Linked DNA regions of Mus musculus: region 2 is linked to region 1. The links are chromatin loops, found by intact Hi-C in ENCODE. Cell type or tissue: left cerebral cortex. All regions are shown on one strand. Each heading gives the region's core, and the rest is flanking DNA. Links, peaks and the distances in the headings are about the cores only.

What was found. A loop is a pair of places that touch in the nucleus more often than their neighbours do. Peaks named below come from ENCODE experiments on the same cell type or tissue, not always from the same donor. Only the 100,000 strongest peaks of a DNase experiment are listed, where the experiment ranks them.
Region 2: it touches region 1 in a loop (2.0-fold over the local background); 2 of 42 quality-filtered maps call a loop at or near these places.

The regions. Positions count from the first base shown.
Region 1 is chr8:14,377,073-14,384,650 of GRCm38, reverse strand. All of the region lies in intron 3 of Dlgap2 (DLG associated protein 2), which reads right to left. Among named protein-coding and RNA genes, the nearest start is that of Gm26184, 110 kb to the right of the region's middle. In left cerebral cortex, for the core only: no CTCF peak of the experiment used is centred there; DNase peaks (open chromatin) are centred at 1,827, 2,750 and 2,988; H3K4me3 peaks cover 1,634 bases; H3K27ac peaks cover 1,114 bases.
Region 2 is chr8:14,464,953-14,472,530 of GRCm38, reverse strand. All of the region lies in intron 3 of Dlgap2 (DLG associated protein 2), which reads right to left. Among named protein-coding and RNA genes, the nearest start is that of Gm26184, 200 kb to the right of the region's middle. In left cerebral cortex, for the core only: no CTCF peak of the experiment used is centred there; a DNase peak (open chromatin) is centred at 4,243; H3K27ac peaks cover 184 bases.

The DNA of each region.
Region 1 (7,578 bases), core at 1,663-4,162:
TGACTGAATACTTCACGGAATTCAGCGTACCCCACTGAGGTGCAGACCCATTCACTGAAGGAGAAACAAAAAAATAAAACTCAGGGAGGAGAGATTGCTCAGAAGGGGAAAGAACAAACCTCACAAGCATGCAAGCCCAAGTTTAGTCTCCAGAATCTTTTTGGTTAAAAAAAAGAAGAAAAGCTAGATGCAATGTGTGATCCTCGCACTACTGCAGAGACAGCATGTGAGATAGGAAAACACGGCAGAAGCTCAGAGGCCAGCTGGAATACCCTATGCATGGCAGACAGAAGGCTGGCCCCGCCTTAACAAGGTGAAAGCCATGAACTCAGTCCCCAAAGTCAATCTCTGACCTCCATACATACATGGCACACTACTTACACACACACACACACACACTCCATGAAGTAAGTTTCAAAAATCAAAACTTGCATTTTATGTATATAAAATGACGCTAGTCTAGAAAGCAAAGGCTGCACATAGTTTGGAAGCCGTGTTTGAGACCACGAGAGAGAACTAAAGTTTGTCCAGAAAATACCTAGAGGCCTCAAACAGCATCACAGCAGGGCTGTGAAATGTCTGCCAGAGACCTGTGTGCACATGCTGTGGTTACATGTGGGTGAACACTGTCACAAAGTCATACTTCATTTCTACTGCCCCACCTTCTGCTTTAATTATATTGAACTGATTCGATTTAAAAAAAAAAAGTACACATTACTTAAATACACTTAGCACTGAGTAATGGATACATGTAAAGGCGGGGTTTAAACTTAGGGAAAGAGCCAGTGGCCTGCTTCTCTAGCAGATGTCTAACTGTGCTGTGATCTAAACGTCTCTCTAGGCTTACTTCCAGCAGCAACCTTCAACTTGGGCTACAAATCCAACCAAAGGCTGGGACATCCATGCAGTACTGGGATGTCGAGTGTGGTCCTGTGAGCTCTCTCGGGTGAAGGGCAAGGGTGATGGGTGGTTGTGGGTAATAAAATACTTGTTGCTCGATGAAGCATAATTTAAAGGGCTGGGTAAAGTCGAATGGACTGACCCTCACCTGGGAATAGACTTAAGGCTACAAAATTCCTCCTGGACACTGAGCTCCTGGAAGGTGACAGACCTGAGCTCTGGGGATAGAATTATGAATGAAGCAGTCGATATCCACCTGGAAACGCGGAAGCCAATGGCAGCTTCCCTCTGGACATGCTCAGTCCTTTGCAGCGTGCAAGTCCTCCCTGTGAAAACTCAGCCATTTATAACGGGGAATGTGTACAGCCAGCGACTACCCAGATGCGGAGGCAACAACAAGTCTCTTCGGTGCCCGGAAGGGGCCAGATGTGGCCAGATGTGGCCGTGCTCTTTGGAGAGGAGTGTTTCCTTTCCAGAGGGAAAGCAAGAATAAAACGGAACATGTCAAGGCAGAGTGAGAAGGAAGTGTGCGGAGAAAGACCACACCAGGCACACCTCATCTTCATCCCTGTGGCTCGCTCACCCAGAGGAGGCTGGGGACCAGCCACATCAGCTGGACCAGCTACACAGTTCCTCGCTGCAAAGGGGAAAAAAAAAAAAAACCTTCCTGGCTGGTGTGAAGCAGTTGGCTGGGTTCTCAGAGCTCCCTGTCAGACTGTGCACTCCAAAGCACGCTTTATTCAAAAGCTCAGCAAGTCCATGACACTTGCACACCATCTCCTCCTACAAAGCCAAGGAGGGCTACTTGGGGTAAGCGCGAAATTAGTGCTTTGGAAGGGGCTTTGGTTATAAAGACCGGGCACAGACAGCTCTTCCCAGCGGGTGTCCATCCCAGCACCTCTCCCCTCTTTCATCCTATTCAACTGCAGCTGGGAAGAGCTCAAAACCCTTTACTGCACTCAGCCACACAAAGGAAGCCCTCTCCGCAGGCTTCTCTCTCTTGCTAGCCTATGAAACACAGGTTTAATGACCTAAGGTCCCTGGATTTACTCATTCCCAGGGGATCACGGAACCCACAGCCCAGTTGCCACATCTTTGCTGAAATAAAAGGAGAGCCAGCCAAAACAGTGCTTGCATTACAGACTGCTCCAGTATCTGGTGACTATCGAAATGATGGTTAATTAGAGACAGAACTTGTCTGCCTAGGACAATGCTATGGTCCTGGATTGCTGTGCAAGACCATCTCCCCCAAGTCCCCCCAGAGAATGGAGGATGCTCCCTGGATTGCAGTGCTGTCTCCTGGCTGTCACTACCATCTATCAAGACATGAGTATTTCACTTACGAAAGCAGTACAACCCTAGGTCTATGAAACAGAGCAATGAAAGAAAAAAAAAAAACATAAAAAAAAAAAAACATGCTGCAAAGTACAGAGAGGTAAGCAGCTGTCGGTTTAGCTGGTCGAGTGCTGATCAGTTAAGTATCATTTCCCAGAGGCCACGGAACTAGTAAAGTCTACATCCAAGACACAGGGAAAGTGAGAAATGAGTCACCTTTGACTTACCGAAGCGAGACTCCTGCTGCACGCCTTGCAGCATCCGAATGTGAAGTGCAAGGCAGCTCCACAGCAGATGGGAAGCTATGCACGCAGAGGCACTTCAACCTCGCTGCAAAGGAAGGAGGAGGCCAGGGTGACCAAGTGAGTGGTCACAGCTCCAGTCAGCCTCGGCTTGGACTAGGCATCCACGGTACTCTGCAAAACAGGCACACTGCAGCACGGTGGCGGGCATAGGATCCCTATGCATGTCCCATATATTCAAGCGTAATAGAAAACATGGATCTGGAGTGGATTCCATGTGGATATGGGGGCTGCCTGGCACTGAGCGCTAAACGCAAGCTCTCTGCTGGTAACAAAATTAGCCATGGAGATGGACGCCTTGATTAGAGCACAGTGCTGTCCCCCGGGACAGCAATTACGGAGAGCAGGTGCTCTGTCTCTTGCTCTTTCAGATAAATGCCTATAATCTCATTTCACAAACGATCCCTATTTAGACAGGAGCCACCTATTGTGATGATATCATTTGCTCTAGTAGCCATAAATGGGCAACTTCCTACGAAGCGTCACAGAGCTGACGACACAGGTCTTCATAAAAGTGAGTGGGCAGGGTGTTCGGAGAGGCCCGTCTACACGAGCAACTCATGCTGAAGATTCCAAGCGCCCTGGCATCTGAGAAGTTGCAGGGGAAAGAGGCAAGCCTTCCACTCCAATCTTTCAGTATACCGGACTGGGCTAAGAACCAACTGTAAGCAGGAGGGGGAATGGGAGGGCAGACCAGAGACCGCTGGCATCTACACATCCTTACACCTGCTTCAGTTGCAGGTGTCCTGGTAGAAAATAACCTGATCACTTATGTTTGAAGTACAGAAACTCCACCCGAGGAGGCAAACATTACACACAAGAATCCTAGTAGAGTTAAGGGTGTGATCTGGTAAAGATAATGAGAACCTTATGTGCCCAGTGGATGGCCAAAGGACTATGCCTAAAACCTCATAATAGCAAAGTAACTTTCTCTAAAAGCACATGCAGAATAACCAAAGAGCTTGGGTTTATTAGAGCTTTGGATTCCTCCACCGACATGTCTACAGAGACAGTGGCTGGTGATGACCAAGGATAAGAGAATAGCCATTGAGCCTGGCCACTGTGCAAATACTGCAGGAGACATTCAGAAATACTGTCCTAGAAAAACCTCCCTGGATCTCCCTGAATTACTCCAGTGGCCTGACAGCTCACTTGGAAAAGGCAGGGTTTCTGCTAGACAATTCACTATTCATAGTACTGGCTTAGGACAGGACACACTATGTTTGGACCAAATTAGACTAACATACTCCTTTAAAGTACGTTGTGGCTCAACCATTTAAGCTGCAAAGTTTATAGTGTGCTGCTACTGGTCTGAGGGAATGTGCTTCCGGACCCCAGTGGGGAATCTGTGTTGAGGTTACTCAGTGTAAAGGAGTAGCCACAGCAAAACCTTGCTTTAATATTCATGATATGCGTACAGTAAATCTGGGCTGGAGAAATAACCCAGCAGTTAAAGAGCACCAACTGCTCTTGGAGAGGTCCTGAATTCAATTCCCAGCAACCACATGGTGGCTCACAGCCAGCTGTGATGGGATCTGATGTCCTCTTCTGGTGCATCTGAAGACAGCTACAATGTACTCATATACATAAAATAAATAATTAAATATTTTTTTAAAAAAACCCAGTAAACCAATACAGATCTTCTTCAGTCTGCCCCATCAACACAGCAGGTTACTGGAAGGAATAACTAACTATACATACATATGCTTCCTCTCAGTGGACACTGAAGACCTCTTTCAGGAAAGTAAGCTCCTGCAATAGGATGTGCTCAGCAAGGAGGTTGCCTTCACCACTGGAGTAGGTTAAATGCCTTCCTCCACGCCCACCCTGCAAAGCTATGTCCACTTGGGTCCTCAGAATACCATATTATTGGAAATAAGTCTTTGTAGACATAATTATGGACCTTGAGATGAGATCACTCTCTAATTAGGGAAGACCAATGACAAGCATCCCAGGACACTGACATCAACGTGAAGACAGGCAAATTAACTAGACTGATGGTTCTATAGCCAAAGAACACCAGGATCTCCAGTCACCACCAGGTTGTGTAAAGAGGCGTGGAATGGACCCCTAGAAACTACAGAATGAACCATTCCCTCAGCTTGTACCTCACGTTCAGAGTCTGGCCTCCAGAGCCAAGAGAGAATTAGTACCTCCTGTCTTGGTCACCAGGCTACTGGCACTACTCCCTGCTAATCACTCAGCAGTCCATATCAGGCTCTGGAGTATCTCATAATGATACCACAGAGAAATGATGCAAGCGGGACTCAGATCTGGGATCTACACTTTGTTCACTAAAATGTCTTATCAGTGGCTCCTTGCTCTCTAGATGTTTCCTAGTTCATTGAAGACCACAGAAGTAGAGTCTCCAGTCATTAAAACAACTGACTCAAAGTCCAAAAAAAAAAAAATGATAGCTAATGCTATGTCCCTCTCCCCTGCTTACTAATGGAGTACATTTCTGCTTTACCTTCTTCTGGTGTTGTATCATTGCCCAGAATCCATGGTTAATGAATCCACCCACTACAGTTTCCATAAGTAGAAAGGACCCCCAGATAATATTGAAGTGGAAGGGTGGGGCCTGAGGTAATGATGAAGTGGGAGAAGGAGCTGAAGTTATAATGAAATACAAGATCAAAGGCTGGAGAGATGGCTCAGTGGTTAAGAGCACTTACTGGTCTTCCAGAGGTCTTGAGTTCAATTCCCAGCAACCACATGGTGGCTCACAACTATCTAGAATGAGATCTGGTGCCCTTTTCTGGTGTGTGGGAAGACAGCTACAGTGTGCTCATATAAATAAAATAAATATTAAAAAAAAAAGAAATACAGAGTGAGACCTGAAATAATGCTTACATGGAAGAGTGGAGTCTGGGTTAAGAATGACAATGGAGAGTGGGCCTTGGAGTAATGAATAAGTAGAGTAGAGGCACCTGATGTAATGACTTTACTCCAGGCTGTACCCAGGGATGAAAGGGTACAGCCTGGGGTAAAGTTGACACAGGTGAGTGAGGCCTAGAACAAGAAGTACCCTGGGAGGCACATGGGGTAAGGATGCCACTGTATGGTGGGATTTGGTGAGGAAACAGGATACAGCACTGCTGGCTTCACATTCACCAGGTTTTCTGCCAAGTGGTGGGAACAGAAGACAGACTAGATCAGAGCAAACCTAGTAAATTCACCAGAAGAAAGAAAGAGGAAGGTCCAACCTAGAGGAAGAGGAAAATCCAACCAGAAGGAAGAGGAAAATCCAGCCAGGAGGAAGAGGAAAATCCAACCAGGAGGGAGAAGAAAATCCAGCCAGGAGGAAGAGGAAGAAAATCCAACCAGGAGGGAGAAGAACATCCAACCAAGAGGAAGAGGAAAATCCAGCCAGGAGGAAGAGGAACATCCAACCAGGAGGAATAGAAAAATCCAATCAGGAGGGAGAAGAACATCCAACCAGGAGGGAGAAGAACATTCAACCAGGAGGGAGAAGAACATTCAACCAGGAGGAAAAGGAAGTCCAACCAGGAGGAAGAGGAACATCCAACCAGGAGGAAGAGGAACATCCAACCAGAAGAAAGAGGAACATCCAACCAGGAGGAAAAGGAAGTCCAACCAGGAGGAAGAGGAACATCCAACCAGAAGAAAGAGGAACATCCAACCAGGAGGAAAAGGAAGTCCAACCAGGAGGAAGAGGAACATCCAACCAGAAGAAAGAGGAACATCCAACCAGGAGGGAGAAGAACATCCAACCAGGAGGAAAATGAAGTCCAACCAGGAGGAAGAGGAAAACCCTTGTACTAAGGGTTCCCCAGGACCATGTGCTTTGCTCATCTGCCTCCTGAGAGCCTAAGGGACAGTACTATAAGGGACTTGTACCTTATTTCACAGAGGGAGGAACCAAACCACAACTGAGCCATCTGGATCAGAAGTGGCTCTAGAACTAATATGCTCCTGTCCAATACACAGTCCTATCTCATACAGAAAACAGAGACCAGCGTGGCCAGCGGCACACCAGGCCTGGTAAACAGTTGGGTTATCCTAGAGAGAAGGATACCATCGTAACCAGGGTGGCTGGAGGCACCTGACTTATGTAGGATCAGCAAAACACAGCTGGGAAGAGCTGTGGTACTGCCAGGGTTGGATTTCTGTATGACAGAGCCAGGTGTCTATGAACTCACCAATGCTGGCATGGTTGGGAATTCTGAGACATCTGTCACTTGTCTCTAATAGGAGCTCTGCCCACATCTTCTCAGACAAACACTCTCTTTCTCACTCGGCATCTAGTCCAGCTCTAATCATTAAATACTGAATAAAGATTTGCCAGAACCTTCCATGTTTTCCCGACGGCAGTTTCTCACCATCTCTTTTGAAGCAGACGTGAGTGCTTGTTTCTGTCAGGGAAACTGACAAAGCTCTTAGGAAATCTGCACAGAGCCCCACCAGATAGGATCCTTGATTTCTAAAGCGGTAGTCAGATAAATGCTTAACTATCACCAAGGAGTCATGGTCTCCCTCAGATTGACTCAAAACAACCATAGATGGACAAGCTCATCCACGGAAGAGCTTTAGTAAAACTGCCAACTTGAGTTGCTGACTGAAATCGGTTGTCAGCGAACTTTAAGAGGTCAGTATGACCACCCAAGTCAACCTCCTTTCCGTCCTTTGCTGACCTGACTCCCACTGCTAAAATGACTCCAGGTTGTTGATATTTCATTCAAGGCTGATTTGGAAATCACTGTTCATGGCTGCACAAAGCTATTCTCAGTATTCCATGGATGGATTTCACCACCCAGAGTGAGTTCTGGAGCTGGATGAAGCTTAATGTAGACTGCTGTGGCATTCGGGCAGGGCAGGGGTCATCAAGGATGCAGCCATTTCTTGCAGCTCAGCCCAGGTGACAACCTCCTTGTTAAGCACCCATATTAATTTCTTATCCCCAGGAGGAAAGACAAAAATACAAAAACAACACCCACTGCTAGTAAATTAGATCAAGAGACAACCACCTCCTGTGCAAGGCATTGTGAGGCTGAGTAAGGGTACAAAACATCTAGCCTCA
Region 2 (7,578 bases), core at 2,892-5,391, 87 kb before region 1:
TGGCTCCAGCCCCACTGATTTTTGGAGGAAGGACCTATCAACTGGTGTCAGGAAGAGACATACCTGAGCTCCAGAGTATTACCCAAGTCAAGAGACCAAGCACAATACTTCAGTGACACAGGCGGGTGTGCCCATGTCTTTCCAGAGGCGGAGAAAATGTTGAGGAAGAGAGACTGGATTCACACAGACAAAAGCAGGGTCCTCATGAGGATGCACAGAGGGAAAGAGAGAGGACCATATGAAGATACAAGAAGACAGCATCTATGAGCAAAGGAGAATAAGCTCAGAAGATGCTGGCTGGCCTGACTGCACATAGATGCTGGGTTTCTAACCTGTAGGATTATATAGAGTGGTCCTCAGGTCTTGGGTTGAAGACATAGTACATTTTTGTGGCCCAGGACCATGGAAAAACAGCCTTCCATATTCCGTCCTCTTGTCCCCACCTTCTTCTCCTGTGATTTGTCTCGGCTCAACCACTGCCTCCTCTACACCATATTTTATGTTCTCTTCTCCCCCTCTGATTGTGTGTGTGTGTTTTCATGGGGGTTGTACACAGATGACATATTCATGCATATGTGTCTGTGTAGGTATGTAGGACAGAGATCAATCTTGGATATTGTTCTTCAGGTATGGTTCATCTTCAGTTTTGATGCAAGGTCTCTCAATGGCCTGGAGCTTATACACTGGGCTAGGCTAGATCAACAGTGAGACACAGGGATATTCCTGTCACTCTCCTGGGCCCTAGGCTCACAAGCTCCTACGACCCTGCCTTGCTTTTCCTGGGGCATATTTAGAAGGGTGCACATCACAGAGGCACTTTCTTTTAGATAGTACCCATGATGGGGAAAGAGTTAGAAATGAAGGCACAGCTGCAAATGTATATCATAAATTAGATTAGGAAGGACTGGAACTGGCCACTTCGTGTCTAGCCACAGCGAGACAAGGTTCTGGGAACCAAACTGGGGTCCTCCTGCCTGTTTCACAGACACTTTGCTAACTGAGTTATAGTCGCTGTGAGGCTTTATGTTCTTTTAATCAATATATGACATGGGGGGAAATGAACACATGTGGAATCTCTGATGAAAAAGGTACCTGGAGATCTACAGACTCTACCACTGGCCCGCTGTGTGTGTGTGTGTGTGTGTGTGTGTGTGTGTGTGTGTGTGTATGTGTGTATGTGTGTATGTGTGTGTGTGTGTTGTATGTGTGTGTGTATATATATATATGTGTGTGTGTGTATATGTATGTGTGTGTCCATGTGTGTGTATGCCTGTATGTATTTATGTGTATGTGTGTGTGCATGTGCACAATTCTATGTCGATGGATTTACATACATGCACATCTAAAATAAATGTCAAATTTGCAATAAAATACCTATTTACAAAAGAATGTGTCGTGACTTTAAAAAACAGAGCATCCACGGAGACTCGGTCTCTAAACAGAATCAGCTGCTGTGGCTACACAAGAAGCGGCCAGCTCCCATCCTTCCTGATCTAATTTATGATACAGGATTTGAGGCTGTGTCTTCATTTCCAACTCTCCTCCACTGTGGTAGCTGTCTCAAAGGAAAGTGCCTGTGATGAGCATCCTTCTCCATATGTCCAAGATAAGGTAGCCCCTATTCTAGGAGCTCATGTTAGGAATGAGTCTGATATAATAAGTGACAGCTCTGTGCTTAATGTCCTACTATGCTCCAGCAAGTGGCTGCAGCCTTCATAACAAATTGTCAAAGGCCCTGAACTTTCTTCAGCTCACCCCTCATTTATTCTCCACTTATGGTATGCATTGTCTTCCATTTTCCTTCTTCTAGAGTAGCATCCCCTCAAAGCTCAGCCGTACACACATGGTCATGTATCTTCTGAGTAGCCGGTCTTTGAAGTGGCAATATTGATCCACACCACAAATCAATGTGATGCCTTGGTTCTGCACCCTGTCAGAACCCTAGGCTCACCTCAGCAACAGCTGCTGCTTTTCCCTAGGCATGAGCTGAACGAGAACTTTAAAACTATACTTTGGATATCAGCCTGGGGTCCAAACTCCAGATTTCCAGGAGCAAACAGATATTAATCTCCAGTGTCAGTTTTGGTGACTCCAATAACAGCTCTCAGATGACAGAGGTCCCCGCACAGTGGCGTGCTTCTCTCTTTCCTGTGGGACTTGCTGACGACAGGAGCTGGGCAGAGCTGCTGTGGTTTTTCAGTCGCACACATGGGGCCAGGCATCAAACAGCTGCTGATGAACGCTGAGCCCCTTTAACAAGCATTCATTTGAATCCATTACTCCTCTTTTCTGATCAATGAATTACTGGGTTTAAGAATGGTTGGATCAGCAGCGTATGCATTTTCATTTTGACAAAAATAAATAAATAAAATGTATTTTTATCATTAAAAGTGAGGAGCTTGTAGAAAAGTACAGTGTTAATTATGAATCAGTCTTTTAATTGACAAGAAGTCTATGTATTCGCAGCGTATGGGATGATGGTTTGAAGTATGTACACATTTTACAGTGGATGAATCAAGCTCATTAGCAGGCACACAGCCTCATTAGCTCATTTTGATTTTGGTGGGCATTTAAAAAAAATCCACTCTCAGCAACTTCCAAGAATGCAGCTATAACCACCGCTACTCTGCTGTATGGGAGGGCCACAGAAGTTGGTCTCCTAGTTAGCTAAATCCTCTGTGTCCTTTCTCAGCTGTGGTCTTTACTTCGCTGGGTTAGACAATTTCGATTCTATGTATGAACGGATGGGATTGACTTATCTTTCCATCTGACTTATTTAAGTTAGCATAGTGTCCTGTGGCTTCTCTCATATCACACATAGCATGATGCACTTCTCGTGAAAGGCTACCTAGAACGTCCCTTTGTATAGAGACCAGACTTTCCACTGATGAGAGGTTGGGGATTCGGTGTAAGGATTAACTGGCCACCCTCTCTATCCTTCTGAGAGTTGAGCATCTTCCGTTTCACAAAGCCCAGGGAAGCAGGAAGCTCAGCAAATGTGGATCTGCCTGTCTCTGCCACCAGGGCTCTAAGAAGCTGCTGGGCCAACAAACCTGCTTACAAGACAGAGTCACACAATTAAACTTCAGGCAACTGAACAGATCATAAACTGATAGAAGGGAAATGCGTTTCTAATTTCTTGGGGATGGACCTCTGTGGCCTGATTAGGTCAGAGTTCACACATACGGCATGACATTCAGGTTAGTGTAATTTGACAAAGGGCCCTACTATATGCCATAGGTGGACACTGGAAGCTACAAACTACTAACCATGAATGGGAACCGTCCAAATGTTCCCTCCATGGCAGAAATATTGTAGAAGACACAGGAAATGAAGGAGACCCCTGATCACAGTGGAGCACAAGGTGGGCTTCAAGCCCCTTTCTTCATGAAGAGCTTCAGTTCTTCCTCTCAGTGGAAGTCTAAAGTGGGCTCTAACTCTTCCCTTCATGCGGGTATGTAATACACATACCTGCATTCTTCATGCATAATACACGGGATACCATACATTCTAGGGATTTTGTGCTAGCCAACAAGTTTAAGATCACCCTGATGGTGGGACTAGAACACCCATGCTGTGAGGTGACTCACTGTGGTGGCAGTAGGAGGAACCTCAGCTACCAACAACTGACTGGAAACATGTTATCCATGGTCACTGTCCTTGAGCTTGGCACGAAATACCTGAGTACAGGGGTTGAACAGATTCTGGAGTTCAGGGAACGTCAGATCATCATCCACAGTTTGGGGAAACAAAAGCCAATGTTCCTTGGTGGAACAATGGGTAAAAACAGGGGTTGCTGATGGTAGGAGCCATGATAGCAGAGACTACCACCCCTCAGCAGGTAGACAAGCACTGTAGAGCTGCCATCCCTGGTGGGTAGAGCTTCCTTCATGCAGGGGGCTTCAGTTCTTCCTCTCAGTGGAAGTCTAAAGTGGCCTCTAACTCTTCCCTTCATGCAGGTATGTAATGTTGTCTTTATTGTCAACACAGTTAAAGGAAATTCCCAGTGGACCTGAGCCCAGCCTGAGCAGAACCTACCCACATGGTGAGAGCTGTTTTGGAAGAGTGAGCCAGGGTGGATGACTAAGAGCGTACACTGCTGTCTATATTTGGAGTTTTTTTGTTTTTTGTTTTTTTAAGGACTTTGGGGTGACAAATCAGTGGTTTCCTAAGAAAGGCACATCCTGAGGATGTGGGAGGTGGACACCTCAGAGCATCTCTTCCATGCCTCACAGGGCCGTCTCTCCAGATGTAGGCACCTCAGAGACTGTGCTGACGATTACGGTCCAACTCCTCACTGAAAAGGGAAGCCACGCACACTGACTTCCCTCCAGACGGCTTGTCAGTGAGTCACAGTGCCCTACTGGGAGCTGCTCTGAAATTTCAAGAGGAGAAAGCACCATGCACGCCTCAGCATTGTTATTATGACTATTTTTACATTACCGCCAGCACATCCCAAGCTATTCTGGTGGCACCATGTCATCTGTAGAATAGAGACAACCAAGAGCCACACATCAGCCACTCAGGATGGGCCTTACGCTCCTTTCCCAATGCCAACACTGGAACATTGATTTACATTTTCCACAGATACGCTCCACGGTGTATATCTTGTAATAGTAATATACAATATGCCTTCTGTATCACACCTTGTTTTAATATTCTAAATTGCATGCTATACAATAGTTTAGAATGGTAAACAGTGGCTACTCTACCATATAGAGATGACTGAGCCATTCAGGGATACCCATTGGTTCAAACAAAATCAAACATTATCTTCCTGAAGTTCTCTGGCATCCAATACCAACATGCCATGGAATATTCTTGTCAACAACAGTGAAAGCTACTGAAATCTTCCATCTGACAAACACCATTTCCCACACACATGACCTTTTAATGATCATTAAGTAGTAGGAGTTATTGATCTTGTTACATGTCTCAGGGGTGTGTGATTCAATAGCCCAAGGTGCATGCTGCCTTCACTGGATGTCACAGGCAGGCTTCTGTGTGTGCTGGCTTACAGCACATGCCATGGGCAACTTACAGTTTGAAAACAGCCAGCACCATTCATAAAGACACCACGAAGAGGAAACCGTTCGAGTGGCTCATGACTGAAATGGGATTTGCTTTTCTTACTGAGTTGGGGCTGAAGCAGGAGATGGGCATCCAGGAAGGAAGTCACCAATAGCACAGTGGTGCTAAACTGTCTCAAGGGATGCTCCATGCAAATCCCTTCCACTTCTCCCCTGCAGATTCACATAGAAATGTCAGAAAATAGGTGATGGACTTCTGAGAGCACGGTGGACCCTGATCACCACACTTAGAAACCTTCCATCCTCGCCCTTAGAACAGCTCAGTGTCTGTGCCTCAACCTGTCCAGACACTGCAGTGACGACTGAGGAACGAGCCCTGGTGCAGGAGCCTTTGTGAAAGATAAGCACCACAGCTGCTAAGCGCATCAGATAGCAGTATCTGCACTCTCAAATATACATAGCATTGACAAATTGGACATCTAGAAATACACCGTTCAAGGCTGACAAATCTTTCTGTTACAGTTATTCCGTGAGTTACAATGACATCAGAGCCCTCCCTTCCCTGCCCAACACATTCTTCATATGCTTCATGTAAGAGTCCCTTAATGCCCTCATGTTACTTTATTGTCCAAGATGGCCCACACCTTTGCACTCTCAGATATGCATCACTATATCATTATATATATGTGTGTGTGTATATATACACACACATATACATACATATACATACATATACATATACATATACATATACATATATATATATATTGGCATTCCTATGTCAGTCTGCAGGGGAGAGATGGAAGGTATTTCCCATGGAGAATCCCTAGAAAGAAGAAAGCACCATGCTATCTATGTCTTCACCCATGAGTGCCCACCCATCTTGTATTTCAGCCCCTAAACCCTTCCTCCTGAAGCCCCTTCTACTGCTTGTGACCACCTCGGAGAGCCAAAGCTCCTCGTGTTTAATATTGTGCATGGGGAAAATTTCCACTCCTAATAGTCAGACAATATGTGACCCGTCCCTACATGAATTTCCCCACAGACTACAAGGGACATCAAAGGCATCTTGCTTCTTAAAGATGTGAAAATTAGATAATCTATGGAGAGAGGAATCAAAGACTGCTCCTTTCTCAGGGCTTAACCATGAAAGGCCACTGGGGAATTTTCTAGAGCAAGCAAAACACTGTACCACCGCTGGTGTGGGGGCAGCACAAGACCGGCAATACCAGATACCTGGCTATTTTACTGTATGCAAATTATAAGTTAATTAAAATCAAATCTGACTTGAGAATATTGTAATTTAGATCATAATTAGTTTGGAAAGGGGGGGAAGTTGTGCTACTGCAGAGGTGTACCTGTTTTGATTTATTTTTTTCAACTTCACAGAATTGAAAGGAGTACAAGAAGACAACTCAGCCCTTTGCGAGTGCCTCTCCATTTGAATAAAGATAAATTATATGATGTTTGCACTCCAGTTCTCTATTCTAAACATCACATATTGTAATTTTTAATTGCATTTATTCAAACAGGACTTCATACCCCAGGGAACGCCTTCCTTCCCTGTCGCCTAGCCACTGTATCTGCAGCGGATGGGCATAGCTGAATGTTTTTCAGTCAGTTCCTTGTAATCGTAGACTATAAATTTAAGTTAATGCTACTGTCCTGGTTTCATTTCGTACTCTGACAAAAAGCAACGTGGAGGAGAGGTGTTCCAGTCCATCACATAAGAGAAGTCAAGTGGCCGGGACCTGAACTAGCCAATGATGACATCCACTGTGCAGAGAAGAAAAGAAAAAAATTGAAGTTGCGCATGCTTGATGCTTAGTTTACACACTTCGATACAAGGCCAGGAAATGTGTGGCCTAGAGTGGGTTGGGTCTTCCCTACTGATCAAGATTATCACCAACAGACATGCCCATGGCCAACCCAGTCTAATTTATTCTTCATGGAGACTCCCTTCTCATGTGATTCTAAATTGTGTCAGACTGACGATTAAAACTACCACAGCTAGGAACTATTAAATATTTTACCACTGAGTTAAAAAATATTCCAGAAAAAATATTCCATACTGACATCTCTATTTCAAAAGGAATTTTAATGACATAGGTATATATAATATAATAACTGGCATTTCAAGATTCCTTAATGTATTTTAAAACACAAATTGTGATTTCAGTCCATATAGAAATGGATTTATTTAAAACTACAGTTCACAGGCAACTTAGAGACTTAATCTAATGATGCTGTACTGTTGTGGATTAGATGTGAATGGTGTCTCACAGGCTCCTAGTGAGACACTTGGACTCTAACTGATGGTGATGTTGGGGGAACTTGGGGAACGTTTAAGAAATAGGCCCTAAGCATGGGTGCTCATGAAATTAAAAAAATAACTTCATAAAATACTTAAATATTCTTGGGTGTTATATGAAGGTATAGAAAAGCCACTTTGTTTTTAAAATCATTGAGAGAGAGACAGAGACAGAGACAGAGACAGAGACAGAGACAGAGAAAGAGACAGAGAGAGAGAGAGAACATTATCTGATGG